5 separate regions of the Homo sapiens genome follow, and regions 1, 2, 4 and 5 are each linked to region 3. Evidence: chromatin loops called from intact Hi-C (ENCODE). Cell type or tissue: endothelial cell of umbilical vein. All regions are shown on one strand. Each heading gives the region's core, and the rest is flanking DNA. Links, peaks and the distances in the headings are about the cores only. Region 1 overlaps PAMR1 (peptidase domain containing associated with muscle regeneration 1). Region 2 overlaps LDLRAD3 (low density lipoprotein receptor class A domain containing 3). Region 3 overlaps LDLRAD3 (low density lipoprotein receptor class A domain containing 3). Region 4 overlaps LDLRAD3 (low density lipoprotein receptor class A domain containing 3). Region 5 overlaps TRAF6 (TNF receptor associated factor 6).

The links. Hi-C counts contacts between places; a loop is a spot of excess contacts. Peaks named below come from ENCODE experiments on the same cell type or tissue, not always from the same donor. Only the 100,000 strongest peaks of a DNase experiment are listed, where the experiment ranks them.
Region 1: a loop joins it to region 3, with 7 times the contacts of the local background. A loop is called at or near these places in 12 of 110 quality-filtered maps.
Region 2: it touches region 3 in a loop (5-fold over the local background); 2 of 110 quality-filtered maps call a loop at or near these places.
Region 4: it touches region 3 in a loop (9-fold over the local background); 23 of 110 quality-filtered maps call a loop at or near these places.
Region 5: a loop joins it to region 3, with 3 times the contacts of the local background. A loop is called at or near these places in 2 of 110 quality-filtered maps.

The regions. Positions count from the first base shown.
Region 1 is chr11:35,482,912-35,488,968 of GRCh38, forward strand. All of the region lies in intron 3 of PAMR1 (peptidase domain containing associated with muscle regeneration 1), which reads right to left. Among named protein-coding and RNA genes, the nearest start is that of PAMR1, 40 kb to the right of the region's middle. RefSeq lists a silencer at 3,028-3,077. In endothelial cell of umbilical vein, for the core only: CTCF peaks have their summits at 2,987 (motif pointing left) and 4,823 (motif pointing right); a DNase peak (open chromatin) is centred at 2,950; H3K27me3 peaks cover 500 bases.
Region 2 is chr11:36,070,681-36,076,737 of GRCh38, forward strand. The region is part of intron 2 of LDLRAD3 (low density lipoprotein receptor class A domain containing 3); the gene reads left to right. All of the region lies in intron 1 of LOC101928510 (a long non-coding RNA gene), which reads right to left. Among named protein-coding and RNA genes, the nearest start is that of MIR3973, 64 kb to the left of the region's middle. In endothelial cell of umbilical vein, for the core only: no CTCF peak of the experiment used is centred there; DNase peaks (open chromatin) are centred at 2,951 and 4,581; H3K27ac peaks cover 2,711 bases.
Region 3 is chr11:36,147,078-36,153,134 of GRCh38, forward strand. All of the region lies in intron 4 of LDLRAD3 (low density lipoprotein receptor class A domain containing 3), which reads left to right. Among named protein-coding and RNA genes, the nearest start is that of COMMD9, 140 kb to the right of the region's middle. RefSeq lists enhancers at 2,201-3,400, 2,340-2,913, 2,793-2,972. In endothelial cell of umbilical vein, for the core only: a CTCF peak has its summit at 3,057 (motif pointing left); a DNase peak (open chromatin) is centred at 2,804; H3K27ac peaks cover 2,375 bases.
Region 4 is chr11:36,053,798-36,059,854 of GRCh38, forward strand. The region is part of intron 2 of LDLRAD3 (low density lipoprotein receptor class A domain containing 3); the gene reads left to right. Among named protein-coding and RNA genes, the nearest start is that of MIR3973, 47 kb to the left of the region's middle. In endothelial cell of umbilical vein, for the core only: a CTCF peak has its summit at 2,755 (motif pointing left); DNase peaks (open chromatin) are centred at 2,724 and 4,064; H3K27ac peaks cover 1,524 bases.
Region 5 is chr11:36,490,583-36,495,582 of GRCh38, forward strand. It overlaps TRAF6 (TNF receptor associated factor 6), which reads right to left. Exons shown (of 7, transcript NM_004620.4): 5 at 4,394-4,465; 6 at 1,969-2,046; 7 at 1-68. Among named protein-coding and RNA genes, the nearest start is that of TRAF6, 17 kb to the right of the region's middle. In endothelial cell of umbilical vein, for the core only: a CTCF peak has its summit at 2,317 (motif pointing left); a DNase peak (open chromatin) is centred at 2,339.

The DNA of each region.
Region 1 (6,057 bases), core at 480-5,479, 660 kb before region 3:
ATAGTCATCTTTTCCTGTCAATCTTTTAGTGCATTTATTTTAAAGTTATGTAAAAGTTTCTTGTTTGAAAATTTCCATTTCATCACCCATGCTCTATTTCTTTTGACTGGTTGTTCTCTTGAATGTAGATCTTATTTCCTTGCTTGTTCACAACAAGAGATCTATTGTTTCCTTTGATTGCAAACGCCCTCTCCTCTATTAGGCTGGTGGGAGAACTGATCAGGGATGAATCAGTTTGACCCAATCAAGGGTTAAGCTGATTTGGGGCAGGACTGAAGCTATAATCTCACCAGAAGAGCCTTGAAATTCAAACCCCATAAACCTAAGGAAATCTCTCTTTGATTTTCATCTCCTCCTTCCCCCAGCTTCCTGCACTCCTGTGACTACAAGACTGGGAAGCTGTGAGCCCATGAGACTGTGAGACTTTGAGACCACAAGCTTATAAAGCTGCAAGGTGACAACATCCCAAGATCTCCTGCTTCGTAGCCTCATTCCAGCCTCTGCTTGCACAGGCAAATTCCATTTAATAAAATACTTGGTGGAGAGGATTGTCTTTGCCTTGGAGTCTCTTCTAGATTTAAGTTCAACTGGTCAGCCCATAGATTCAAAAGTTTTCCTGTCTTCTCCTCCTCCTTCTCTGGTAGGCCCCTTCCTGCACTTGCCCTGCCCCCAACCGCAGCAGCTGCCTTCAAGTATGAAGCATCCCGAATCTCTTGCTCATCCTGGAAGAATTCACCCCTCTGGAGTTTAAATTCTTTTAGATTTCATATTATGGTTTTAATGAAAACTGTTATTTTCTTTGGTTTAATCTAGTGATTTCTTACTGTTTGAGCAGGAGGGAAGGTCTTTCACATCCTTCTATACCTTCACCAGAAGCTGAGCTATGATTGATGAGTTCTTTAACAACATAAAATCCTCTGCAAAGATTTAAACATGAATTCTCTGTGGTCAAAGAGCTTCAGCACATAAAATATAAAATACTATTTGCCATACAATACTTTGTCTGGTGAAGACTACCTCCTTGTGCCCAGTGTGTATTCTCTAACCTTAAAGGCTTCTCTTTTATTATCTTTCTTCTCTGGCCCTATATTGATTTCTTCCCCTGCCACCCAAAACAACAACTAACAAATAGAGCTCATTTCATGGCTCTGGATTATAAGAATAGCATCCACCATTTATTGAGCACTTACTATATACCAGACTCTATCCACCATTTATTGAGCACTTACTATATACCAGACTCCATATTAAGGGATTTATAGACAGTTCTTCACTTAATCTTCACAAAAACTCTCAAGGCCACTATGAGGATCCCAATTTTGTAAATGAGGAAACTGAGATTCACAAAGATTGGGTAACCTTGCCCAAAGCCAGGAAAGAAACAGAGATTCAAATCCAAGCCCAGGCTGCTAACTGCCACCTAATACCATCCCCAGTTTGAATCGACCTGAGCATTGTTCTTTTTCTGGGAGCATCAGGACACAAAAGTCTGGAGCGAGATGAGGCAGCTTTCAGTAACTCCACCCTAGGCGATTCCGCAGCTCCCCTGGAGGGCAGCCCCGAAAGTCAGTAACACACAGCTTTGTAAGCCTTCTCCCCACTCCCCTTAAGTTTGCTCTTAATCATTCCTACTTATGGCTCAGGAATCGGCCTGCACAAATCCTCTTCCTCTCCGATAACTCACCCTACAAACATTTTTGGGCATGGCTTATGGCCAGTTCCTCTGTTTCTCTGCCTCTGTCCAAAATATGACTAAGAAGATAAATGTATTAAGGACCTATAATCTCTCCCCATAAATCCTCTCATCTGGGTTGCTTTCCTAACCTCCTTAGATGCCCAGTATCCTTCAGGGACTGAAAGGCTGGGATCACTGCCATGCCAGCTAGAAGTGTGGCATTCTGGGTCGCTCTTGGGCCCTCCTGCTGCTCATCTTTTTTGATGGCCAAGGAACTCAGCCTAGGGCCAAGCTAAACCAACACCAGTCCAGTGGTCAGCAGTGGAAGTCAGCAGAGTGGTTCCACTTCAGAACGCAACTTTTGAGTTTAAGAAACCCTAAGAGGAAGCCTTGGTTTCGACTTTGGATATCAGCACCTCTAATAGCCAGCACCCAAATCGCAGTTCCTAAATACAATTTCCCACTATAAGAAACCAGGATGCAGGGAGAAATAGCTTGTTTCAAGACCTGGGCATAGAAAATCAAGGTGAACTTAAAACATTTGAGGGTCAGGGGTAGAATGCAAGTAAGTGCTCAAGGAGAAATGAGGTGCAGCCTGCTTAACGGGCCAAATCTGAAACAATCTAAGCATCAAAAGAAAAATTATGATAACACTATGAAACAGAAAAAAATTAAAATTCATGAGTCTTAAAGTGCAGAAAAAGAGAGAGAGAGCCAGATGTTGGAGAATGATAAAAAGTGGCAAATCCTGGAAAGGAGCATATGGATGTATACTATTCTTTCAACTCTCTGTAGAATTGAAGGTTTTACATTAAAGAGTGGAGAAAGGTAGAAAGAACAGCTCTTTTTTTAATGGCGATAAAGTGCCAGTAGCTCTTAGTCTGGATATTCTGAGATTACTAAACCAATCTTTCCTGGGCAGAAAGATGTGAATAAGTTCTCTCCTGGGCTCAATAGCCTCAGGCCGTTTGCCCATCCTCCTGGATAATACAACCTGCCAATGGTTATGCATGAATCAATTCCATAATGAATTTTAAGGTTGTCATTAGTTAGGTTAGTAATATAAACATTGTCAAGGACAGTGAGCAAATAAAGGTGCTACTGCATCTGTTCAGTGCCAGATGCTCTCTAACCCACATATAAAACAGCTCTGATCCTTCTGGCACTTGCCCGCCACTCCTCCCTCCTTCTAAGGCTCTGTATGGTACTCAGGAAAAAAAAATGCCCAGGCTCTTCAGAGACACTCAGAAGGAAGCGCCTTCAGGATAACGTTGTCTGAAAGGATCGCTTGGGCGCCATCTAGTGGGAAAATGCTTGCACTGCCATGGGGCTCCGGCGCTGTGTCCCAGCCATATGTAGGCGACCCTTAACGTAGGCAGGCAGCATAGTGCTCAGCACCAGGCAGGCATTCAACAAAGAGTGAAATGAATTACTTCTTCCTATGAATTCCCTACACATTTATTTAGTGCCAGTATGAGGTGAGGGTGATAAGAACCTAATAACATCATATTGATGTCTTCTTATGGTCAAGCACTGTTTTCACAGATGGATTGTAAACTCATTGCGGAATCATTGTGTTCCCTGGTGACCAGCCCAGTGCTCCATAAGAAATGCTCCATCAGTGCTCATGGCAGTGGTAACATACACTGTGTGGAATGAGGCTCTCAGAACAAGCATAACGTAATTGAACAAGCAAAACTGAACCAACACAGATCGGATAGAATCTGACCATTAGTTTGTTTTTTCAATTTCATAGCATTGACCACATTCTATTTTTTTAACTTTAAAAAAAATCTCCTCTCTAAAGCGCAAGCTCTAAGATGTCAGAGACCATGCCCGTCTGGCTTATCATTGTACATCCAGCACCTAGAAGCATCCATTCAAGAAATATCTTTTGACTGGATGGGTAGATTAATGCACGAAGGTGTGAGCTCTCTGTTCTGCCTGCCTAGGTGATAGACTGGTTGCTCTGAGCCAGTTCTGCTGTCCTTGAGAAAGCCTGGACCCTCAAATGGACACAATCACCAGCCCAATCAATGAGGCTCCATAAACAGCGTCTTACACCAAGGTGCAACCCAAGATTTGACCAGTAGGTGCTATTTAAAAAGACACATGCTCAGGATTTCTGAATATTAATATTTTCTGTTTCATAACATTTGGGTGACTGCTATCCTTGTTTTGTTACCATTTGCTGTATTGACTTCTTGCATGCAAATATTCTTTCCTTCCTGTCCCCTGCACCCTGAACAAACCCCCTTACTCACATGGAGCGACTGAAGTATTGTTTAGAAATATTTATCCACCCCTCTTCCTTTGGGATGGCATATACTTCCCTACTTCACTCATTGGGAACTTAGCCATGTGACTTCTTTTGGCCAGTGGAATATGGGTGAGTGTGATGTGCGCAGAGGCCTTATGTGCACCTGTGTGTTTGGCTTGACCTCTTGTGCTTCTGCGACCCACCCTGAGAAGAGCATCCCCTGATGGTTGCTGTCCCTTCTGCCTAAGCCCTGCAGCCTGGAGCACAACCAGCCCAGGTCAGCCCAGTTGAAATCAGTGGAATGCCTGCCAACTCACAGACCCATGAGAAAGAACAAACATTTGTCCTTTGAGATTGTTAGTTACCCAGAAAAAAAAAAAAAAAACTGAACACTTTATCACCACCATCCCTGAAAGCTTCAACTTAGAAACTCTACTCTCTGACCATAATACCCATTCCACCTATGTGTTCCATTACTTCATTACCACCAAGCCTGCTTTTCCACTTAAGACCTCCTGTCCCTATTGCCCCTCTACCAGGCTCTTTCTGATTTCATGTCCTTCCCAGCTGGGATCCTTGGTCAGTCATGTCTCAGCTTATTCTTGGATCAACAAAACAACTGGTTTTACTCCCTTCTGCTGCTGCACTTCCAGAGAGCATCAGCCAACGTCCTAACTGACTGCATCACCTCCCTAGGAACTCTGGCTTCGACTGGGTCCTCCGTCTCGCTTGGATATGCTTTAAGCTTAACACCAGCTGGTGCCTTTTCTTGTTCCTCAAGTGGCTGCCCCAAACCTTTGGTACTTTCAAGCCCCAACCTCACTTCTACTCATTCTCAGCAGATATTTCACTCCCTACTTCCCAGAGAAAACGGGAGAACTCACCAGCAGGAGGCAGACTAGGACTGTGGTTAAGAACAAGAGTAAGGGGTCTGGAATCGTCCTGGGCTTTACCCCAAAGTGTACGGCCTCAGGCAAGTTACTTCACAGCTCTGAGCCTCAGTTTCATTATCTATAAAATGGGAGTATGTATTTTCATAGGGTGATTGTACAGATGAAACAAGACATGGCACATAAAGTGCTCAGCACAGTTCCTACCATATAATTACTAACAAACAAGATATGCTACCTATAAATAATTCTTTTCCTCCTGTCTCAGCCTAGGACAGAAAAGGAAGCTCCCTCTCCTTTAACTCTCACTTTTGTTCTTGATCTCATAGGAAGTTCTTCTCCTTCAGGATAACATGGTCTTAACTTCTTCAGTTAGTCTTACTCTAATATGTAATATTTTTAATCTCTCCTACTGACACTTTACTCACATTAGCTTAAAACCTGTTTAACCCTTTCCCATCTTTTTTTTTTTTTTTTTTTTTTTTGAGAGAGAGACAGAGATGAGGTCTTGCTCTGTTGTTTAGGCTGGAATGCAGTGGTGTAATCATAGCTCACTGCAGCTTCAAAATCCTTGGCTGCAGAAGCGATTCTCCCTCCTCAGTCTCTTGAGTAGCCAGAACTACAGGCATGCACCACCATGCCTGGCTGAATTTTTTTAATATTGTGTAGAAACAGAATCTTGTTTTGTTGATCAGTCTGGCCTTGAACTCTTGTCCTCAAGTAACCTGACTGCCTCATCCTCCCAAAGTGCTGGGGTTACAGGTATGAGCCACTGCACCCGGCCTTTCCCATCTTAATTGGTATTTTTCCACAGCTGTTTATTTACTCATATAAACTATCACCTTAATTCTCCCCTTCCTTGCTTGATTAAGCTTATTTAAAAGAAAGTTGTCTGTATTCTTTTTGTCCATTTTTCACACTTCAAATCTTGCCTTTTTTTTTTTTTTTTTTTTTTTGGAAACTGTCTCACTCTGCCCAGGCTAGAGTGGCAGTGGCATAGCTAATTTTGTATTGTTTGTAGAGACAGGGTTTCACCATGTTGCTCAGGCTGGTCTCGAACTTCTGGGCTCAAGTAATCCACTGCCTTGGCCTCCCAAAGTGCTGGGCTTTCAGGCATGAGCCACTGCGCCCTGCCAAATTTTATATGAAACTGCTATTGCTCAGGTCACCAATCGCATGCTAGCCATCAAACACAAAAACCTCTTTACTGCCTTCATCCTATGTGACCTTTC
Region 2 (6,057 bases), core at 502-5,501, 76 kb before region 3:
TTAGTGTGCTTAGTAAAAATGCAGATTCCCCTAGGGGAGAGACTCAGGAATCTGCATATTCACAAGCGTCCCTGGGGATCCTGCTGCAGGTGGATCACTGACTTGTTCTCTGCAACACTGCCCCAGAGGATGGGGAATTCTGGAGAAATACTGGCAAGTAGGACAGTCCTAAGAGCGAGAGCCTGCCCTTGCCCTTTGTCAAGGTCCTTAGTCAAAGGAGACCATGTAGCCCAGGAAAGTCAACTCAAGGAGCATCTCACAGAAGGAGGATGCTGCATTTTGCCATGATTCCTGCAACCCAGAGAAACCAATTCCAGCAAAGATCGATGCCCTGTACCCGGTGCAAATTTAGAATGATAAAAAGAAGAGTCATGGTTTCCTTGACCAGACAGGAGTGTCCCCTACTTTGCAGAATAATGAAATACACAGATGTTAAAATGAAAAGAGACAGAGATGGATGGAGAATAATAGAGCGCAGCAGCAGTTAAGGAGCAACTTAACAAAAATGCAGAGGAACCATGGGATGATCTCAGCCTTTGTGCTTCTAGGAGCGTCATTGCCAACTTGAGAGAATCAGCCCATCGCAGACAATCCTAGGCTGGAGGCTTTTCTCATAGCTGTCTGTGGCCAGAAGACAATACCAGTTCCTCAGGGAGGAGGCAGTCAACAGTCAAAAGGATACCAAAATGTAAAGCATGCATGTCCTTTGACCTAGCAGTTATACTTTCACGAGATAATATACAAGTGGGAAAAATAATATATGTATCTGGCTGTGCATTGTTTATTGAAAACACCCCAAATGTCCATCAGTAACGGGATTTATGGATACATAGACACAGTAAAGTTACCCTTAGCCATTAAAAATGATGATGTGTACCAGTAGTTATTGACAAGAAAAGATGTCACAACATATTATGTAGCAAAAACAGGTTTCAGGATAGCATATATTTTAAGGGTGCATTTAAGTAAAATTGCATGCTCGGATTTCTGCCTATTAATTCAGTCAGTAATTATTGAGTAGTCTGTGTGCCTGGCACTTCTCTGGGCATTGGAGATACACAGTGAACAAGACAGTGGCCCTTTGCTATTGGAAGTGTGGTACCTGGAGCCAGCAGCATCGCCTGGGAGCTTGTTAGGAATGCAGGATCCCAGGCTCCACCCCAGACCCACTGCATTTTAACAAGGTCCTGGGGCAATCCATTTGCACACACTAGTTTTTGAGACCATGCTGTAAGAGCATGTTTACCAAAATGTCCACAGAATACTTCCCCACGTGGTGGCAATTTGTTATAAATTTTACATCTGTCTTTGTATGTTCCTCCATGGTTTGACTTTTTCACAGTGAGCTATGTCTTGTGTTTATAAAAGCAAGGGTGGTGATATTGTGGAACAGCTCCTCATTCGTTGGGCTCTCTCAGCCACATACTGGCAGGATCCTGGGGCAGGAGTGGGAGGTGAGCAGGGGTTGAAGGTGAGTAGCTGTTGCTCATTTGGCCAACCACAGAGGTCTAGAAGAGAGATCCTGGAGACCCACAGCTACAGCAGGAGCTGTTTCCATAGCCTGAGAGATGCAGCAGGTCTGATTAGCTGACTTCATGGCTGTTCTGGTGGAACAGAGAGGCTTCCACATTGCAGCCTCTGTCCAGCTCTTTTGTATGATTGCTGCCTGGGAAGAGTCTGGGGAGGTGGCCAGAGACAGCAAGCCCATGCTGAAGTTTCCATCATCCTCCAGGACCTTGAGCAGCCCTGAGCCCTTCCCAGACAGATTGGGAGCTACAGGCATGATGTCTGGGGAAGAGCCTTCTATACAAGGCCTGGACAGTTCTGCTCCTGTGGGAGAAGGGCTTTTTCTTGGGAGTCTCTCCTGTACCTGTCCCAGATGAGGGGTTTGATCAGGTATGGCTCTAGGGTACCCTGCCTAAAGTGTAGTGTAGTTAAAAGAAGCTGGACTCTAGAGCAGAAGAACTGGACTATAGACCAGTCTGACCCTAAATAGCTATGTGACTTTGGGCAAGTCCAGTTGCCTCTTTGGGCCTCAGTTTTGTCATCTGTGGAACGTGAGAATTAGTTACTGAGTGCACCTATGTGGACTGCCTGTGTGCCCCAGCTGTTACACGAGTCTTTGTCCTTAGGATATCACAACCTGGAGACACTGGAATGCCTCCTGGCCCCCTCTAGTTCTCACGTGGACCCCAAATATGGGTCCCAGGACTGTCTCTGATTTATGACCTGGTTGTCACTGGCTTCTGGTGAAATGGGAAAAATAAGGACATCTAGTGAACATGTAGCTATAAAGTTTCTACCCTTTCAGGGTGGAGAGTTCTTTACTCTGAGACTTTGCCTTCCTGTATTTCGGATGCTAAGGCAGCTGTTTATTTAGGGTATTAGTAAGTAGAGCTCATTGCTGGTGTTTTTGTAAGTCTTTGTGTAAAATAAAAAGTTGGCAATTGTATTAGTCTTTCCTCCACTCTCATCTACTTTTTTTATTTTTTATTTTGCTGATCTGTGAATTCCAGGACTGTGGGAAGTAGGCTCTAAAAAGTGGGGACATGACTTAGATCAGGAAATAAACCCAACTCACAGGAGACCCTTGGTCCCCATCTTCCTGCTAATGAAAGCTGCCGCTTTGAAAAGTTTGTGGACCAGATCCTTGAGAAGTGGTGAATTCAAGTATTCAATGGAGTAGAGTCACCCTGTCTGCCTTTGTCAGGGCTGCTTTAAAGACAGGCAGGGTCAGTCTTTCACCTTCTGTCGGGCGCTGCTGAGTTCTACGAGGAAATCTCCCCTTTGTGGAAATAGGGGGTGAGAGAGGGACAGTCGGGGCCTTGCCCAGGACCCCCCTTCCCCACAGCCCTGTAGCAAGTCATGCAGGCAGGGAGCAGCTGACAGCTGTTGTCTGGGATAGGCTTCTCTCTGCCCCTGCCAGGCACTCGGCTGGTTGCCTGTGATCTGCTTTGCAGGCATGTGATGATGCAAATGTAAATCATAACAGGACAGGCTTCCCTGACATAAACAGCAACTGAGCATGCTGACCAGGCAGGAAGTCTCATTAGTAATTCCTGAAAAGGGTGCAAGGGCAGGGCCAAAGAGCTGGTTAATTGAATGATGGCTAATTCGTTTATAATTATTCATATTTTCACTCTTTTCTCTTTCTCCCATAAAACCTAGTCCTCTGGAGCTGGGCTGGTCCTTAGAGAAATCTAAGGAGGCGGCAGAGCAGCTGTGCCATGGGAAAGATTTGAACCTTGACTTTGTTTATTAGCAGTGTCAAGTTACTTCACTTCTGGACCTCAGTTTTCTTATCTGTAAAATGTTTTTTTTGTGTGTGTGAGAACTTAAAGAAAAAGATATCTGTGAAACAGAGCGCAATGCTTAGCTCATATTAAGCATTCAGAAAATGCTAGCCATGTTCTCCGGCCTCACTCTTTCCTTTTATAGGTTCATTTGGACATTATGCAAATATTTATGAGGCACATGGTGTAGGCACTGTATGGTGCAGCTCCTTTAAAAATGGTAAATGAAAGTATGCAAATGAGCGTACGTTCTTGGAGGCTGGAAGGCAGAGGCGTTAGCCAAACAGCTTAATACAAAACTGGGGAGACCAAGTAGTGATGTGTCCTGTGAAGGGAAAGAAAAGAAGGCTGAGGGTTAGAGCGACTAAGGGTGGGAGTGTAGGTTCTACTGCAGATAGTGCAATGATTCAAGAGACTGAGTAAGATGGAGGAGTGAGCCATGCTGAGCCCTGGGAAAAAGACATTCCAGGCAGTGGGAACAGAGAGTGCAAAGGCCCTGAGGTGGGAATATGCTGGCTGGGCTTGAGAAGGAACAAGGAAGCCTGTGTAGTTAAGATTTCCAAGATGGGAAGATCTTCATGGCCTTCATGAGAAAGCCTGGAATTGGAGAGCAGCATGATGACTCTAGGTTTTATTCTAACGTAATGGGAAGGCAGTGACGTTCTTACTAGAGGAGTGATGTGCTGAGGCTTGAGGAAACACTCTCAGCGTAGATGGCAAAGCCTATAAGCATTCTTCCCTCATCCCTCAAAAGGTGATCAGAACCAGACTGGCTGATCAAGGACCGTGTGTCAGAAGCTTGAACCTGTCTGGAAGGACACGATGGCTGGAGAGCTGGCAGAGGGGCAAACCTGACCCTGGAAAATGGAACTCCTCTGCTTTTCTGTTACTGTAGACTTTCCCAGCAGAAGCTAAAATGCCCATCTGTGCAGAAAAAGCATTAACGCAGCAGGCCTGACTGCTGCCCTTTGAAAAGTCTGCTTGGAACATTGGCCCTTGGCTGGCAGCTGGGAACCTAAATTTCAGTAGGTTTCCCATTACCCAACTGTTAATGGTGGCTCACTGTGCCTAAACTGGCTGTGCAGACAGTGTAGTTGATGCTGTTTTTCTGCTGGAAGTCTGGAAATTTGGTGTACCGAGAATGCCTGTGTGACCAGCCTCTCATAAAAACCGTGAGCACTGAGCCTCTAATGAGCTGCCCTGGTGGATGACATTTCACACATGTTGTCAACAACTTGTTGCTGGAGGAATTAAGCACATCCTGTGTGTCTACCCTGGAAGAATCCTTGTGAAAGCTTGAGCCTGGTTTCCTGTGACTTCATTTCATATGCCTTTCACTGTAAGAAATCTTAGCTTTGATTATATGCCAAGTCCTGGGAGTTAGCCTAGTGAATCATTGAATCTGTGTGGGCTTGGGGACCCCTGACACAGCATCTTATATGAAGGGACTGTAGTGTTGGTGTATCTCATTACTGATGATGTTGACCATGGTCCCTTGGCTGAGGTGGTATCTACCAAGTTTCTCCACTGTCAAGTTACTATTTTTCTCTTTGTAATTAATAACATATTGCGGAAGATACTTTGACACTGTGCATATCCTATTTCTCCTCAAGTGTTTATTTTCTAATTTTAGCATCCATTGCCAGATCTTGCCTGTAACAGTTATTACAATAGTGTCTGCTTCGTGGTGACTTTCTGTTTCCTGCACCTCTTCTACATTTATTAATGAGAAGTCTTCAATAAGGAAGAACTTTCCTTTCTCCCCTTTTTACTTACTTATTCAACAATTTTTGGTATCAGTCTCAGGTACTAGATCCTTATTTTGTTGGCCTCAGATATTTATTTTATTCTCTGTGTCATAATCTGATACCGTTGTTGATTTTGTTGCTTGGATGGTTCTAGCTTTGGCTATTGGGAACTTCAGGTTAACTTCTGTGTCCTTTTGACATGCCCCCATGATATTTGGACACTTATTTACTTTATTTTGACACTTCTGGCAACAGAAGATACTCTGGGTTCATCTTGTTTGTATATTCTTCCTGGAATCAACTATTTCTCCAAGGAGGTTGGTTCTCTTTGCTGGATAATGGTATTTAGAAACCAAGATCTGGGTGCTAGGTGTGCTTATTGCTGTTGAGATGTACTGCTTCTAGTCTTCTCTCAGCAGACAGAGCTAGGAAATGTATGTATGTGCATTATCCCTTACATACACACAAGTCAATATTTATTTTTGTCTGTCTGTCCATCCGTCCATCCATCCATCCATCCATCCATCCATCCATCCATCCATCCTGTCTGTCTAATTTTTAAAGACCTTGAGTTCATACTGGTGACCTCCAATTCCTTCAAATTTCCATTGGAAATTTTGGTTCAGTTTCAATGAACCAAAGCCTCAGGATTCACTTTAGCCTTCTCACTGTCTTTTTTTTTTTGAGATGAGTCTCTCTCTGTCGCCCAGGCTGGAGTGCAGTGGCACAATCTCAGCTCACTGCAACCTCCACCTCCCGGGTTCAAGCAGTTCTCTGCCTCAGCCTCCTGAGTGGCTGGGACTACAGGTGCCCGCCACCACGCCCGGCTAATTTTTTTGTATATGTAGTAGAGACGAGGTTTCACCATCTTGGCCAGGCTGGTCTTGAACTCCTGACCTTGTGATCCACCCACCTCGGCCTCCCAAAGTGCTGGGATTACAGGCGTCAGCCAATACGCCTGGCCTAGCCTTCCCACTTTCTTTATTTGCAACTTCTTTCTCTGACAGAAATCTTAC
Region 3 (6,057 bases), core at 441-5,440:
ATGACTGGCCCCCATATTTACTTTTTTTTTTTTTTTTTTTTTTTTTTTTTTTTTTTTTGAGACGGAGTCTTGCTCTGTCATCCAGGCTGGAGTGCAGTGGCATGATCTCGGCTCACTGCAAGCTCCGCCTCCCTGGTTCATGCCATTCTCCTGCCTCAGCCTCCCGAGTAGCTAGGACTACAGGCACCCACCACCACACCCAGCTAATTTTTTTGTATTTTTAGTAGAGACAGGGTTTCACCATGTTAGCCAGGATGGTCTCAATCTCCTGACTTTGTGATCCACCCGCCTCGGCCTCCCAAAGTGCTGGGATTACAGGCATGAGCCACCACACCCGGCCCCTCTATTTACTTTTAAAAGGACACCAGTCATTTGACTTAGGGTCAAGTCTAAATGCAAGATGATCTCATCTAAAGTTCCTTAACTCAATTACATCTGCAGAGACCCCGTTTTCCAAATAAAGTCATATTCACAGGCACCAGGGGTTAGAACATGGACATAACTTTTGAGGGACACAGTTCAACCCCCTACACATAGTATCATGTACACATTCTCAAGTTATTAACAATTCCTAAAACAATCAGTGTTTCAGAATATCTCCTCATGGGGCTGTGGTATGATGTATCTGACACTGCAGTTGCCAGACTCCTGTGATTCTGACCTCTTACATCACTGCAAAGCAATACCTGACTTTGCATATGCCCTGTGGTATTACAAGGGTGAGCCACCAGCTTGAGTCTTTATTGCCTGGGCCTTTATTTCTTTTCCTTTTTTCCATTAGTTGTTTTTTATTTTTATTTTTATTTCTTTTGAGACAGAGTTTCACTGTGTTGCCCAGGCTGGAGTGCAGTGGTGCAATCCTGGCTCACTGCAACCTCCACCTCCCAGGTTTAAGCGATTCTCCTGCCTCAGCCTTGCGAGTAGCTGAGATTATAGGCACCCACCACCAGCCTCGGCTAATGGTTGTATTGTTAGTAGAGACGGGGTTTCACCATGTTGGCCAGGCTGGTCTTGAACTCCTGACCTCAGTGATCTGCCCACCTCGGCCTCCCAAAATGCTGGGATTACAGGCGTGAGCCACCACACCTGGCCAGATTGTTTTCATTGTTTCTGTTTTTCTTATTAAATAAATGTTATATATCTAGCATAGGGATTTTAGAAAAGGAGCCCAGTGATGGTCCTCTCCTTGGTTCTCAACCCTGTGATCTTTGTGTTTTAACCCCTGCCCTGTCACTTTAGGGATCTGGAAGCGGGAAGGAGACATCTGCGAGTGCTCAGATGACTATCTCGATACACTCAGGGTGTATTTTCTGGGGTGACTGTAGGGGCATCTCGGTTCATTTGGTGGCAAATCCAACTTTTCTATTCCCTAACGAGGACTTTGCTGCCTTTATGATTTTTCTCTCACTGCCTGCTTTTGGAAAAATCTTCTGACAGTTATATTTACCAGTAGAACTAGAAGGGAATGCTTCAGTCTATCCTGTGTTTAGAGTCATGGAGTTGGAGGAGGTTTGGGTGGGAATCTGAGTGACAGCCAAGGAGAAGGAGATAGGGCCGTCTTGGGGTTTTCTGCAGTCTCAGACTCTGGGTCTTTGTATGACCCTTGGGAACATGAAGCAGCCAGGGAATGGAGCCAGGACCACTTTACCCCAGCAAGACTCCCAAGCTATATCTTCAAAGGTCTGAGGGACATGGTGCATTCACTTGTCTTCTGCTACCCACAGATGACCAGCTCTGTGAAGGAGGCATCCCCTGGCTTGGGTAGGCAGAAAGTGTTGGAAAGGAATTGAAGTAACATTTCAGTTTGAAGGTTTTGTAACAGATGGTGGTGGCAGCTGCTCTAGGAGAGACAAATGAAGTTAGTGAAATGGTCCTTCATTCAGTCTACCTTGTGCATCCATCCATTTAGCCAACTGTGTTGATACGTATGATGAACCAGGCCCCATGTCGCACACTGGGATGATAAAGAGAGAACACCTGGCCACAGCGTCTGGAAACTCCTTATCTAAGAAGAGGGACAGACTCATGCCCACATGATGAGTTCTGTTGAGTACCAAGGTAGCAGAAAAGGGGAGCTTTGAACTCCATTTGGGAGTAGCCAGGGAAGATGGCCTTTCTGCAAGATTCTTGAGGGAATGATCAGGCACTCAGGCCTGGGAGGGGAGAAGACATCAGACGTCAGGGGATGGTCAGATGCCTGTGCAGAAGGTAAAATGAAATCTGTCAGATAAAATCTACAAAAGAATAGCGGTTGGAGAGTTGTGGGCACAACAAATGCAAAGACCATCCTGGATAAAGTTAAGTTGGCAGGAAGCAAGAGAAAAAGGGGAAAGAAAGTATCAGTATGCAGTCGCTAGAAAGGATAGGACAAAATAACCCAACTTGGAAGGCCCCAGAAAGACAAATGATTCAAGAAGCACCGTCTGTGTCTGAGACGCTGTCCCTGCACAGCAGTGTTGTCCAGCTGGTGAGAGATGAGGATGAGAGGGAGTTTGAATCTGTTCGCTGCTCCTATCTACCTGTTGAAAATGTCAGAGCTGTGAGTCTGCTTCTGGGCTGGTGGCCAGGGTCTGTGGCTCCCAGCGCTGTAGTGTCCTGCCACGTTTGTCTCAGTTGGTAATTGGGTAGAAAACCATCTCCTGGGGCTTGGTGACCAGGGTATGAGGGCACTGAACACAGTGCCAGAGCTTCCAGAAGTGCTGGGGCAGGTGCATCCCTTGCTGACTTGGGGCCCCATTGAGGCTCTGCGTCTGTTCCTCATGACTCATGAATGTGTTCCTCATGACTGTTCCTCATGACTCATGTTCCTCATGACTCATGACTCATGAATGTGGCTGAATTGAGGGCTAAAGCCCTGGGTCTCTCTTACAGCATTGCTTTGGCATTCACCAGGCCAGGGCAGGCGTGAACGGTGGAATAGGGAGTGTGGTAGGATGAGGTGGAAGGTGGGGTGTCCTTTTTCATTCCCCAAAACAGCTTTCTTGAACTATCCACCAGGCTGCAGGGGGTATCGTTTACCTGGGGACTGTGTGGTGTCCCATCTCTAGGGAAGAACAATGTTGCCTCCTAGTGGCTGTGTCTGTCTTGGACACCGGTATCTGAGAACTGAGAACAATATTTGTTCCATAAATGAGGCATGAATATTACTCTTTAAAGATTCCCTGTTGAAGGCAGGCACAGTGGCTCACACGTGTAATCTCAACACTTTGGGAGGCTGAGGCAGCAGGATCACTTGGGGCCAGGAGTTTGAGAACAGCCAGGGCAACAAAGTGAGACCTCATCTCTACAAAAAAATTAAAAATTAGCCAGGCGTGGTACCACACGCCTGTAGTCCCAGCTACCCAGGAGGCTGAGGTGGGAGGATCACTTGCACCCAGGAGTCCCAGGCTGCCGTGTGTTATAATTGTACCAGTGCACTCCAGCGTGGGTGGTAGAGCGAGACCTTGTCTCTTTAAAAAAAAATAAAAAAGGCAAGACCATCCTGGCTAACACAGTGAAACCCCATCTCTACTAAAAATACAAAAAAAATTAGCCGGGCGTGGTGGCGGGCGCCTGTAGTCCCAGCTACTTGGGAGGCTGAGGCAGGAGAATGGTGTGAACCCAGGAGGCAGAGGTTGCCGTGAGCCAAGATTGAGCCACTGCACTCCAGCCTGGGCAACAGAGCAAGACTCTGTTTCAAAAAAATAAATAAATAAAAAATTAAAAAGGAAAGAAAGAAAGAAAGATCCCTTGTTGAAGCTGAATGCCCATGCCCAAATTCTGGCCTTCTCTCTACCTCCTGCTTTTGCAGTAGCTTTCTAATGAGCCTTCCTGACCTCCAGTCCTTGTCACTGAAAGCCCAGTCCTGCTTGTCTTGCTGTCTGTGTTCAAACACACAATAGCCCCTCATTGCCAGTAGCATAAAGCTGAATCTCTTACTGGACATGGAAAGTTCTCCGAGGTCTGATCTGTTCACCACATGCACCCATAGGCACCTCTGAACAATCCTTGGTTTCCCACCTTTCAGGCACACTTTTCTGTCTGTCTAGAACGCCCTCACCAGTCTAGCCAGGCCAGAGGTTTCCAGTTGTTCAAATTGTAATTCACATGGTGCTGTTTCAGTGAATCATGCTCATATCTGGGAATGACCTGAATTCTATCCCAGCTCTGATGTACCCACATGGTAACATTAGAGACAGTCATAATAGCAGCTACTGTGTATTGAGCACTTACTACACAATACACAGTATTGTGTAGTAAGATGGGCCAGGGGTGCACATCGCAAAACTTCAGGGGGTGCCATTTACATCGAATACAGAAGAGAGGCACTGCTGGCCACTGTGCCAAGACCTTCATATAGATAATCTCAGCCCTAACAGTTGGACTCTGTTACCGCCATTTTACGAAGAAGGAAACTAAGGCTACAAATGTTAAGTTTCTTGCCCAGGGCCACATAGCTAGTAAACAATTGGGCTGGGCTGTAGTCAACTCAGGTCTCTTTCCAAAGCCCATGGTCTTTCCATGGCACTCCGCTCCCTCCTTAATAGATGCTAAGTTCCGTGAGGGCGGGATCCCACTTTGAATTGTTTTTAGTCTTCCACCTCCTCCATTGAGCTTGATAAATGTATATTGGTCAAAATCCCCAGTCCTGTCTAGTGCCAGTTACACATCAGTGTCTGTAGTAGAGACCCTGGCGCTAGCATGAATTCTACCAAGCAGGCTAGACTTTACAATCAATCAATAGAATAAAAGGAAGGAAAATAAACAGTTCCTCCCAGCCCACTGAGTACTATTGTCTTGTCTCTTAGTACCACTACAAGGAAATGCTAGATCATGAGCTGGGGCTACCAGAGAGCTTCATAGACTTGACCCCAACACTTTAGCTGGATGACTTGGAGAAAATTACCCCAAAGTGTCTGCAGTGACTTCTGTGACCACCACCAGCTTCCCAAACCAGCCCATCCAACTCCCTTTTCCTGAGTGAGGTAAAAACTGGTAGAACCAAGGAATGCTGAATTTCCAAACGCCTCCTAAGGGAACTGAAACCGCAAATTGGCCACTTGGCTGAGAAATGCTCTCTTTCCCTCCAACACACACTTTCCTTTTCCTTTAGCTAAAGAATCCATAGATGAGTCTCACTTTGTGATACACGTGCTCCTGAAAGCTGTGTGGAATTGAGTCATTTTCTAAATTCACCAGGGAATCTTTCCATTTTAAAGAAAATCTCTAGTCAGTTATAAAACCAGATGCTATCAGAGACAGAAAGACCATTAGAGGTTTATCTAATTCAGCTTTCGTCTCATTTTACAGATGAGAAAACCAGAGAGGTTAAGTGACTTGGCCACAGTCACACAGCTCGTTAGCGATAGGAATTGACCTTAAGTCAAACAGAGCCTTAGGTCCTCTGATGCTGGTGCCAGTGCTTTCCCCTTTCCAAACCTCTTTCATAATGAAATCACCCAGCCCCTACCCGTGTCCCTATTCACTCCCACCAAAAAAATCCTCCATATAGTCTGTTTTACAAATTCATCCATTCTTCTTTCAGGGAGGGTTTCATCTATACTTCTGGCTTTGTCTGCTTCCAACTCCCTTTGGCCATTTGCACAGATCAGCTTTTCTAACAGAAAGGTGTGCAGAAAAAAGTTGAAATAGCAGGTCTGTTTTAGGATAAATAGTTGGGACGCTTGACAGCTTGCACCTGGTTTCCCCCAGACTTTACTCCATGCACCTTTTTCCATGCTATTTTTGCTCTGTAACCTTTTGCTCTAATACATTGTGCCTGTGAGTACAAGTATATGCTGAGTCCTGTGAGTCCTCTTAGCAAATCTTCACAATTGGGGTGCTCTTGGGGACCTCCAACAAAGAGGGAGAGGAAGCTTTCAGTCAAGGGTACAATCAAGCAGTCTCCTTTCTTAATTGAGGCAGGGATGATTAAGGTTTGTGGATGAATACTCTGAGGTCCTGCTCACCTGGGTTCCACTCCTGAATCTGCCATTTACCATGGATTTGTGGCAAGTTATTTTCTCACTCTGAGCCTCAGGATCTCCAACAAAGGGGTTAGTAACACTTAATGGCTTC
Region 4 (6,057 bases), core at 594-5,593, 93 kb before region 3:
TTTCACAGTTACTACAGGGGCTACCTGGAAACATTGTATGAGCACCTCCAAGAAGTTGTCATGTGACTCTTATAAGGAGTCACCCTAATGCTAGCAGTTAGCTATGCCCACAGACAAGGTGATGGATGGGGTTCCCTAGAGTCCATCCATCCTGCACTCTTCCCTTTGCCCTGTAGGGTATATTTCAGAAGAAAACATAAACTGTGGATTGTATAATCATCCTCTGATGCAAACCAAACTTTGGCAAGTGTAAACGATTATGAAAACAATGCATATGTGAAACACACTTTCCCTGCGCTCTCTGTTTAATATCCCAGGTTGTGTGCCAGGTTTCCCCCCCATTTTCTGCATTTCAGAAATATTTTGTTTTTCATTCCAGACAGTGGGAGTACAAAGGCAGATTTGTGTCATCACTTAATTTGTTAATTCTGCCAGGATTTTTCTCCCACCAACCGGCAATCCTTTTTGAAGTCTTATATTTAAGGCTGGCCTTGAGGAAAATTACATAGGAGCAGCATTGTATTTACCCTTTGTATGACTGCAGGGGATGTGAGTAAAATCAAAACAAAACAAGCAATTTTAAAAACAAAACAGTACCTCTGTGAGTGAATTCCAGAGTAGACCGGTATGCCATGGCCGAGCAAGGTAGAAGAGCAGCTCTTCTTGACCCTGCATGGAACCTAGAGCATGGGGTTTTACTTTACTGAGCCTTCTTTTCCTTCTAAATAGAAACATGCCCTCTGGCATCTTCCCAGAGATGCTGGCTATTTACAGGATTGACATCACCCAGTTCTTTGATTTCTCTGCTGATGGAAGAACAGAATTGTAAAACATCAACAGAAGCTGCTGCTTAAAAAGAATGAAGATGGATGGATGCATGGGTGGATGCATAGATGAATGGGTGGATGGGTGGGTGGATGGATGGATGGATGGATGGATGGAAGTATGCATGGATGCTTGGATGGATGGATGGATAGATGGATGGATGATGGGTACATGGATGGATGGATGATGTGTGGATGGATAGGTGGATGGATGGATGAATGGATGGATGGATGGATGGATGGATGAATGGATGGATGGATGCCTGGATGGATGGATGAATGGATGGATGATGGATACATGGATGCATGGATGGATGGATTGATGATGGATACACGGATGGATGGATGCATGGATGGATGGATGGATGGATGGATGGATGCATGGATGGATAGATGGTTGGATGAATGGATGGATGGATGCATGGATGGATAGATGAATGGGTGGATGGATAGATGGATGGATGGATGGATGTGTGGATGGATCACACACACACACACACACACACACACACACACACACACACACACACACACACTTGCTCTCTCAGCACTTTTAAAGGATCACTTGATTGATTCACTTTAACAGCCTCATATCCTCCCTTTCCACCTGCCCTGACCCCAATTCCTGCTTGTAATTAATTTTTCTTCTGAAGGGAAATATTCTCTCAACTTTTCTCCTTTTTGATTTGGGTCCCAAGGGGTATGAACTCTTGGAGAGTGTTATCCCTCCCTCTCTTTCTCTCTCAGCCCTTGCATAGATGCCTATTATCATCAGTTCAAGCCATGGTATCCAGATATTTTGCTTGGATTTAAAACCAGAGGCAGAAGCTAATGAAGGGCTTTCATGTTCAGAAACAGAGGGTTCCTGGCAGCCTCACTGGCTTCTCCATTTAATTCCATGGTGCTAGGGGCACTCCCACTGCTTAGCACAGCCTGGGGGACTGGCAGATGGCACTATCGGCCCAGAAGGGCCAGTCTTCCCTGGTTCAGCCATTGCCTGTGCAGCCACAGTGCCCGTGTGCAGGGTAGAAACCACAGCGCTAAAAGACACTTGCCTGTGGTCTTCCTAGTTAGTATACTTTGGTGCAAAGAATGAACTCTTGCTGTGGGTGAGCACTCTCGCTTTTCTCAGCCGTAGTTTTCTCATCTATAAAGTGGTTCTGTTATGTTACCTTCAAGCACCCTTACAACTACAGACCTCTGTAATTTTCAATGGAATGTTCTCTTCCTTGTGAAAATACAGAATGTTTTTCTTGCAGGTGGACCTGCACATGTAGGAATGAGTTTGGGTAGCTTTAAGGTTATGCAAAATGGTAGAGACTCTAAGTGAGCATGTAGTGTAGGGGTTCTGGGGTCAGACAGCTTGCCCTTTTTTTTTTTTTTTTTTTTTTGAGACAAGAGTCTTGCTCTGTCACCCAGGCCGGAGTGCAGTGGCATGATCTCAGCTCACTGCAGCCTCTGCCTCCCAGGTTCAAGCAATTCTCCTGCCTCAGCCTCCTGAGTAGCTGAGATTACAGTCATGCGCCACTACGCCCGGCTAATTTTGTATTTTTAGTAGAGACAGGGTTTCACCATGTTGGTCAGGCTGGTCTCGAACTCCTGACTTTGTGATCCACCCGCCGCGGCCTCCCAAAGTGCTGGGTTTACAGGTGTGAGCCACCGCACCTGGCTGACAGCCTGCCTTTAAACAGCAACTGAATTTTATATAATAGGCACTGTGCCCAATGCTCTGCATGGATGATCTCATTCAGTCCTCACATCACCTAAGTTCTGCTAGTATCCCCATTATACAGTTGGAGAGTTGAGGCTTAGAGAAGTTAAGTAACTGGCTGAGGCACTTGGGTGGCCTAGCCAAGTTTTGAAAGCAGACATTCTGGCTTGAGTTGAGCCACTGAACCACTCTGCTGTGCTGCCCCCTGTGGGTAAGTGCACACCACGGCAGGTCTGTATGGAGGAGGTTTTCAGGATTCACTTGGAGCTCTCGGAATGCATAAAGTGCAATACTTTCCCATTGCCGCAAAAAGATATTGCATTTTAAATGTCTGAAATCATGATTGACTTAGCTCCTCAGCCCTGAAGGGTGCAGCAGTGGCTTGAAGCATCAGAACCTTGAAGGAGATTTCTTTGAGGAACACTTTGCTATCTCCTGTTAAAATTAGCAGCAAGCATTCTCAGGGCACTCTCCACTAAATATGTCTGGCAGGAGGGTACACGATACCTCTCCCTTCACTCCCCAAATCCTCCCTGTATTGCAGTCCAGAGCTTTTCAAACTTTATATGCATTCAAAAGGCATGGGGGTCTTGGTAAAATGCAGAGTCTGGCTCAGTAGGTATGTGGGGTAAGGCTGATTGAATTTCAAACAACCCCCCAGGTGACTGTTGATGCACTGGTCTGAGGTCTACACTTTGAGCCACAAGGGTCTAGAGTTTATGATTTTCAGGGAGCTAAGCTGGCTGTATCAGAATGACCTGGAGTCTTCAGTAAGCAGCTTCCCAGGACCTTTCTGGGATATTCTCAATCAGGAGGCCTAGGATAGACTCAGGAAACTGCCAGTGTCCCAGGAACCACACTATGAGAAACGCCGCCTCACTCAGTGGTTCCTGTGATCGTCAGGGTCCCTGGTGGATTGAGGCCAACTTGGGAAACATTGATTATTGGGTTTGGGATGGGGCCAGAAGCCCACTTGTATCCTGTTTCGCCGGGGGAGCCTAATCTACACTCAAGTTTGTGAATTCCTCGCAGTAATTACTTCTTTACCTCCTCATCTTTCGTCTGTCCCTTGGCCCCAAACTCTTCCTCAAGCTAGTGTCCCACTGGCTCTTGTTCCTTCTCCTTTGTTGTAGCCAGTGTGTGACTCCTTGGCCCTCTGCACCTGGCTTTTGCATCCTCCACAGTAATGTTTTGCTCCAAGAATCTCTTAGTTGTCAGATCCAGCAAATGTTGAAATACGCTATTACTTGGCCTTGAAGCGGTACTGGACACTGCAGACTGCCTCTTCGTCTTCTCTCCTTTGTTTGCTGAGATTCTGCCCACTATCTCTTGGCTGCCCTTCTACCTTCTTGGTCTTCCTCCCTGGATCGTCAGTTGCCTGGAAATGAATTCTGACCTTTCCATCTAATACATTTTCCCTTGCTCATTTATTTCCATAAACTAGTGATCCTCAGATATTTTTATTTCCTGAATGATTGTCCGAAACCACACATTTGCGTCACCATTTCCTTGCTTAACGTGGACTCTGGAGCCAGCTGGTCTGGGTTCACATCCTGGCTCTGCCACTTGTCAGCCAAGAAATCTTGTGCAAGTCACTGAGTTCTTTAGGTTGCAGTTTTCTCATCTGGAGGAGGGATGAAGTACCTCATCTCAGTGGAGCGCCCAGCACTGGGGTTGATGCCCTCTGAGCACTCAGGAGATGTCTCTTTGATTTTCCTTTAATCATTAGTAATAAGTAGTAGGAATAATAACAACAACCCTCCAGTGGCTCCCAGATTGCACATGAAATCAAGTGTGTCTTAGAGAGCCCTCCTGGCTGGTCCCTCCTGTCTCTTCAGCAGCAGCTCCTTCCCTCCTGCTCTCCGCCCGCCAGCTCTGTCTCACACCCTGGTGCTGTGGCACATGCCATTTCCCTCTGTGCCTCTGTCTTCCAGGCACAACACTGGAATCTCACTGGAGCACTCACACCACTTCCCCCAGAAGCAAAGAGCCACGTCTTCCTTCACGCTTCTGGTCAGTCTTGGGGGTTTTTCTGAAGCATATGACCTACTTTATCAACTCCATTTGCTTATAGGTCTGCGTCTCTGTCAGATTGCGAGCTCTTTAAGTTATGCTTGCATCCCTGGCATCGGGTTTGGCTGACACTCATTGTGGACTGTTTGAATGAATGAATGATTTAGTGGCACTGCAAATCAAAACCCAGTCCACTGGTATAGAGGGAGAGCCCTCTGAATGTCTGAGATGATCTTACCTTGTTACATACAAAAACTTAGAAATCCTTCTTGAGTCCTCTGTTTTAGTAATTGCCCACTCTCCCTATTCTAATCCATTAGCAAGCCCAGTCAACTCTACTTCTAAAGCAGTGGGTCTCAGTCAGAGGTGATTTTAACCCTCATAGTCATTTGGCAATGTATAGAGACATTTTTGATGGTCACAATTGGGGTTGCAGCTGGTGTATATGGATAGAGGCTAGGAAAGATGTGAAACACCTTACAATGTATAGGACAGTCACCTCAACAAAGAATTATCCAGCTTTAGTGTGAAGAGTGCTGAGGTTGAGGAACCCTGATTTAGAGGATACTGAGTTCATTCACAGCTCTCTGTCTTCCCCACTCCTGTGCTAGTGTAAGGCACTGTTGTCACTCCCTGGACTGGTCTTCCTGCTTCCTTTACCTCCCTCTGTGCCTCCCTCTGTGCTCTCAGAGCATTTCTCACAGGGCAGCTGAGTGGTCTTTTATAAAGGATAAATCAGGCCAGGTACAGTGGCTCACACTTGTAATCCCAGCATTTTGGGAGGCTAAGGTAAGAGGACCACTTGAGCCGAGGAATTCAAGACCAGCCTGGGAAACATAGTGAGACATTGTCTCTACAGAAAATGAGAAAATTAGCTGGTCAGTAATTCATGCCTGTAGTTCCAGCTACTCAGGAGGCTGGGGCACACTTGAGCATGAGAGGTTGAGGCAGCAGTGAGCCATGATTGTACCACTGCACACAAACTTGAGCAACAGAGTGAAACCCTGTCTCAGAAAAAAAAAAAAAAAAGATAAGGTCACTCCCCTGTAATGACTTCTCATCACAGCTAGAATTCTGAACTCAAACTCCTTAGCCAGGCTGAAGAAGCCCTACCTGACCTGGCTCCTGCTGACCTCTCTGATTCATTGTACCCTCCCCTGCCATCCCTGGGCACTCTGCTTCAGCCCCACTCCACAACCCTTCTTTCTGTTTCAAGTTCTTCCCAGGCTTTAGGTATGTTCTTGAGATGTTGCCTCTGCCTGGCTGCTGTCCCCTCTTACCCTTGGTTGGCTGACTTCTTGTCTTCTAAACCTCTCTGGAACTGCTTCTGCCTTAGATATTCCTTTCCTCAACACCCAAACTACTTGTACGGTTGCCGACTATCACATCTCCGTACATCACCACCTAGCACTTAGCACTGCCTGATTTGTTTTTTGTTTTTTCTTTTTCATCCTCCCCTGACTAGAGCACCATTGAGAGTGAGACCTCCCCTGCCTTGTGAAAGGCTCT
Region 5 (5,000 bases), core at 1-5,000, 340 kb after region 3:
TGGGCCAACATTCTCATGTGTGACTGGGTGTTCTCTTGTAGGTGGCGTGCCAAGTGATTCCTCTGCATCTAAAAATCAAGCACAAGCCTTAGGCTGGGAATAGATACCGTGAGGAGTAGGAAAAGGACCTGGCCAGGTCAAATAAGAAGTTTTCAAGTAGTCACACCACTTCCCTCAATTCTCTACAATTTTCCTTTGCCTTCAACAGATTCTTGATCCAATGAGGCGACTCTGCCTCTTAGTTCACTGAAAAACAGACTATCTGATGACTACTCTCCCAGCTTTCACTCACATAAATCTCCCTCCCACCTACAAAAAATGTATTTACACACATCCTTCTTTTCTAACTGAGATGCCTGTCCTCTCCAAGATTAACATTCTACCTGTGCTCTAAATGTTACCTGACCTGTTGCGACACCCCAGAGATTTTACTCAGTGATTTTTCTTCATCTTTAAACATCTCTTCCTCTAACACTTTCCTTTAGAATACAATTATTGAAGTCTTTCCCATCAAAAAAGGACAAACCTCTCTGAAGAGCTTTTGTCTCTCTCTAGTTAATATTAATACCATTTTTTTTAAAGTCAAGAATATAGTCTACCTGTATTGTCTGCAATTCCCAGTATACAAATCTATTGCAAATTGGAATTTCTCCTGGCACCATGCCATTCTAAGGTCATTAAGAACACCCTATTATACGAAAAACATTCATAATACAACAATTTTTATTATAAAAGGTCATATAGTCTTTAAAAAACCTAGAAAATATAGATGACCAAAAAGGGTGTTACCTAATATCTCACCTAACTTCCATTAACATTTTATTTCTTTCTTTTTCTCTAAGCACAATACAGAATTTTCCCACAAAATACAACCATACCATTTTGCTCATTTTATTTTTTAAATTATTAAATGTATGTTTGTTACACATAAGTCAGGGAAAAAAAAGTATAATGGAAAACCAAAAGTGTAACTGCACTCTCCAAAAAGAAAGACATATCATAAACAATGATCAATCTCAGACATTTGACACTACTGATCATGAATCTTGAAACTAATTTTGGAGACCATAATACTACTTTCTCTTTGCCTGGTTCATCTGTTTCTTATACTGTTTGTTCATGGCTCTTTTCCTTGGCATACTTCTCTTTCCTGTACATACGCCATATGATCTCAATCACAACTTCCATTATTACCACAAATCACTTTCCCAAATCAATACTCTGAGTCCTAATTTCTCTTTGGGGCTTAAGACAGCACATAATGCATGTCAGTCATCCCACCTGTTCCCTAGCTGGGTGAAGTCATTATCTGTAATTCAATACATTAAAACAGATTTTTTTTTTAAACTCTACCTCCAGTCAGTTCTTCCTGTGTTCACTCTTTTTTGCCGAATGGCCCTTCCATCTACCCAGTGACAAAGGCCAGAAACCAAGAGTCATTCTAGACGCCTCCCTCTCCTTCACTCATCACATTTATTTAGTCACACAGGCAGTAGATCTTCTCTCCTAAATATGTACTGGCTCCTAGGTCTATCTTGACGGTCATCGCCATAATTCAAGCTGTCTTCACTTAGGTATTCCAACAGCTCAGGTACTAGTACCCCCACCTCCACCTCAAATCATCTACATTGCTATTGGGTTGAACTAGCACAACACAAACTACTTGTAGTTCCTCAAATCACCATGCTCACTCTTTCTCACTGGTCTTCTCTCCTTTGTCTTCTTGGAAAACTATTTCACCTGTCAAGATTCAGCCCAAAGCATCATGTTTTGTCAAGTCTGTCTGAATGCTTTAGGCATTGCTAAGTATGCCTTTGCTTCTGCTCACAGCATCCATGAATAACTCTATTATATCACTTATTACACTGCTTTACAACTACATCTACATTCTTGTTGTTATTCTCCACTACATGATGTAAATATTTTTTTTTACTTATATTCAAGAATTAAAAGAAAAAAAAACCTTACCTTTTCATGGCAACCAAAAGTACTGAATGTGCATGGAATTGGGGCTGTAGGGCAGTCTAGATCATAATGATTAGGCATCTGAAATCCAAAACAAAGGCTGAAAAATCTCTTCCTTGCATATCATTTTCTAGTTTGATGCGATCACATTTAAACTGTATTGTCAATGGCTGCTTTGTACCACATTGGCAGTTGAATAGGTGCAGCATAAACCATCACCCACAAAAATTAAAAGAACATCTACTTTCAAAAGTTATAGAGAAAGGAAATATCAACATCTCATAATATCCCCTCCAATTATCCAAAATTCATTTCAAGAAAATGAATTTGTTCCTCTTGCTGGGAACTGGCACCCTCTAGTGGCACTTTACAGAAAAAACACCTAACAATAGCTACAAGTGCAAACTGGATTAAGACTCCCACTATGGTCTAGGCCATTTAATAGGAACCAGTCAACTGCATGCACTGAAGCCACTGACTACACCCATACTTGCCTCATGACCACCTCTCAAAAATCATCTTTGACCACCTTTCAACAATCTTCTTAACTTTTGTTAAGCTGGGCATATTTTAGCTACAATGGGGAGACTCAGATGTTAGAAGGTACTTTAAACACATTAATAGAAGCTCTAAAAAAAGTCTCAGTCCTGGATTTTGGGACTCTAAGACACATTCTCTAAGGTAAGATCCTTTATACTCAATCATATTTTTTCAAAGAGGTGCCAAATTCCCTTTAGAAATTTAATGTAGCTATAGTTGTAGATATTTCAAACAGGAAGTACCTGAGAGACCATTTATTATAATTCAATCCTTCATTTCTCAAGAGGGAACAGTGTAGAACAGGGGCCAATAAAATTTTTTGTAAAGGATCAGATAGTAAATATGGGCTGTACTGCCTCTGTCCTAAGTATTAAACTCTACCATTGTCATACAAAAGTAGCCATACACAAGACATACACACATGGGTATGACTGTCTTTCAATAAAACTTTATTTACAAAAACAGGTAGAGAGACAGATCTAGCTGGCAGGCCAGTTTGCTGATCCCAGATCTATTTAGAATGTCAACTTGTTAAAGATGAGAGGGCACAGTTAAAATCACAGTTTAAACCTAGGACTAAAACCCAGGTTTTCTGACTCTTAGCCTAGGGTTTTTTCTTGTATTTTCTTTTGCTGGGTTTTAATTTGTTGCATGGTTTCCTTTAAATGTTAAAAGACAGCAAAAAGGAAAACGAGTTAGGACTTCATAAGCAAAAGATGTTTAACACCTTCAAATTAAGGCTTTGTTGGAAAAATTAAGAGACTGTTAACAAACCAATGAAAAAGTTTTAAGGTTAACAAACTTGTCCAGTGACAGGTTTTGCTTGCTGCTTCTCAGTAAGGTATATCAATAATGATCTCTGGGTTTACAGATTTCATGGGTATATAAATATTTAATGGTTAATATTCATATTTTGTGGGTAAACTCCCCAAATGTCAGAAGATAGCAATCAGATGGAATTTTCCTTTCTCTACTAATAGTCAAAACAATCTTTGGGCTGGGCTTGGTGGCTCACACCTATAATTCTAGCACTGTGGGAGGCTAAAGCAGGTAGATTGCTTGAGCTCAGGAGTTCGAGACCAGTCTAGGCAATATAACAAGACCCCGTTTCTACAAAAAATCTAAAAAAATAAAAAATTAGCCGGGCATGGTGGTGCACGCCCGTAGTCCCAGCTCTTTGGGAGGCTGAGGTAGGAGGATCGCCTGAGCCAGGAATTTGAGGCTGCAGTGAGCCATGACTGTGTCAATGCACTCCAGCTTAGGCAACAGAGTGAGACTCTATCTCAAGAAACAAAAAAACCCCACCATATAATTTTCTATTACAATTACTACTTCTAATGATGCCCGGTCAGTGGCCTACAGGACAACTGAACAGAAGGGCTACAGGTCCTAAAAATCTGAAAACTTCCCTGTATGCCTCAGGGATTACAGCTACAAATATTATTCTCCTACTGAACAGAACTGCCTTCCTTTATTTCGCTGTTCCCTCTTATTCTTTCAGCCAATCTCTGGACACTTGAGATCCTCATTTCACAGTGTGTAAATATATATATATATATCTTAGTTTTTTCTTTCTTTAAATGGGGACCCTTACTTTTGATTATTTTTATCTTAAAATTGGTTTTGTTGGGAATTTTTATGAATATACAAAAGCACAGGTATTATGTTAATGACTTAGGAATTTTAAGTACTTAAAAAGGGCTGGATGTTTTGTTCTCCCTGAAAGTATTTATTACTTATATTAATTTATATAAAAAATTTTCACACAGCTCTAATACTTCTTCAATCTGTATTTCTTTGCCTTATTGATTTAAATTTTCAATTAAAAAACCTAATTCACTTCTTTAAGCTGTTTATGAAAATAATAATTTATGAAAATGAATAATACCTGTTCTCTGATGAGTATAGTATTGCAGTATTCACAGATGACATTTGCCAAAGGACAGTTCTGGTCATGGATCTGAATTTTATTAGAGAAATATAATTAAAGCATGAGAATATCTGAAAAAGTGAAAACAACTAATTTTGATAAAAAGCAATTTTTCACTATAAACAAATAAGGACATCAATTTGTACAAAGCAAAAGTGAGTGAAAGTGAGAGTAATATATAAAGGCTATTTTCTTTCTCTTTCCCAGTGTAATAATGAGATTCATTCAACTTTCCAGCTCTTTAAAAGAGCAGGGTAGTATATAAAAAATAATTTTTCAAATCCCTTCCTTTTATCCTGAGGTGGTACACCTGTATCTACTTTGGACATCATCTGCCGAGGCTATACTTCTCCAAAGGTAATCTTACAAAAATTTTCAGCAGCAGCATGACAATTTAATTAAAATTTCTTGTCAGTAGAGTTAAAGAACAAATCTTTTATTAGGACATGAGGATTTGGTGCTCAGTTTCTCATATGCCCCAGAAGGGTAAGCCTTATTTTCTAGAATATAATGACTTTAGTTGATGTGCTGAGAAATAATTAGCCTTCCAGGTTAAGTCAATCTA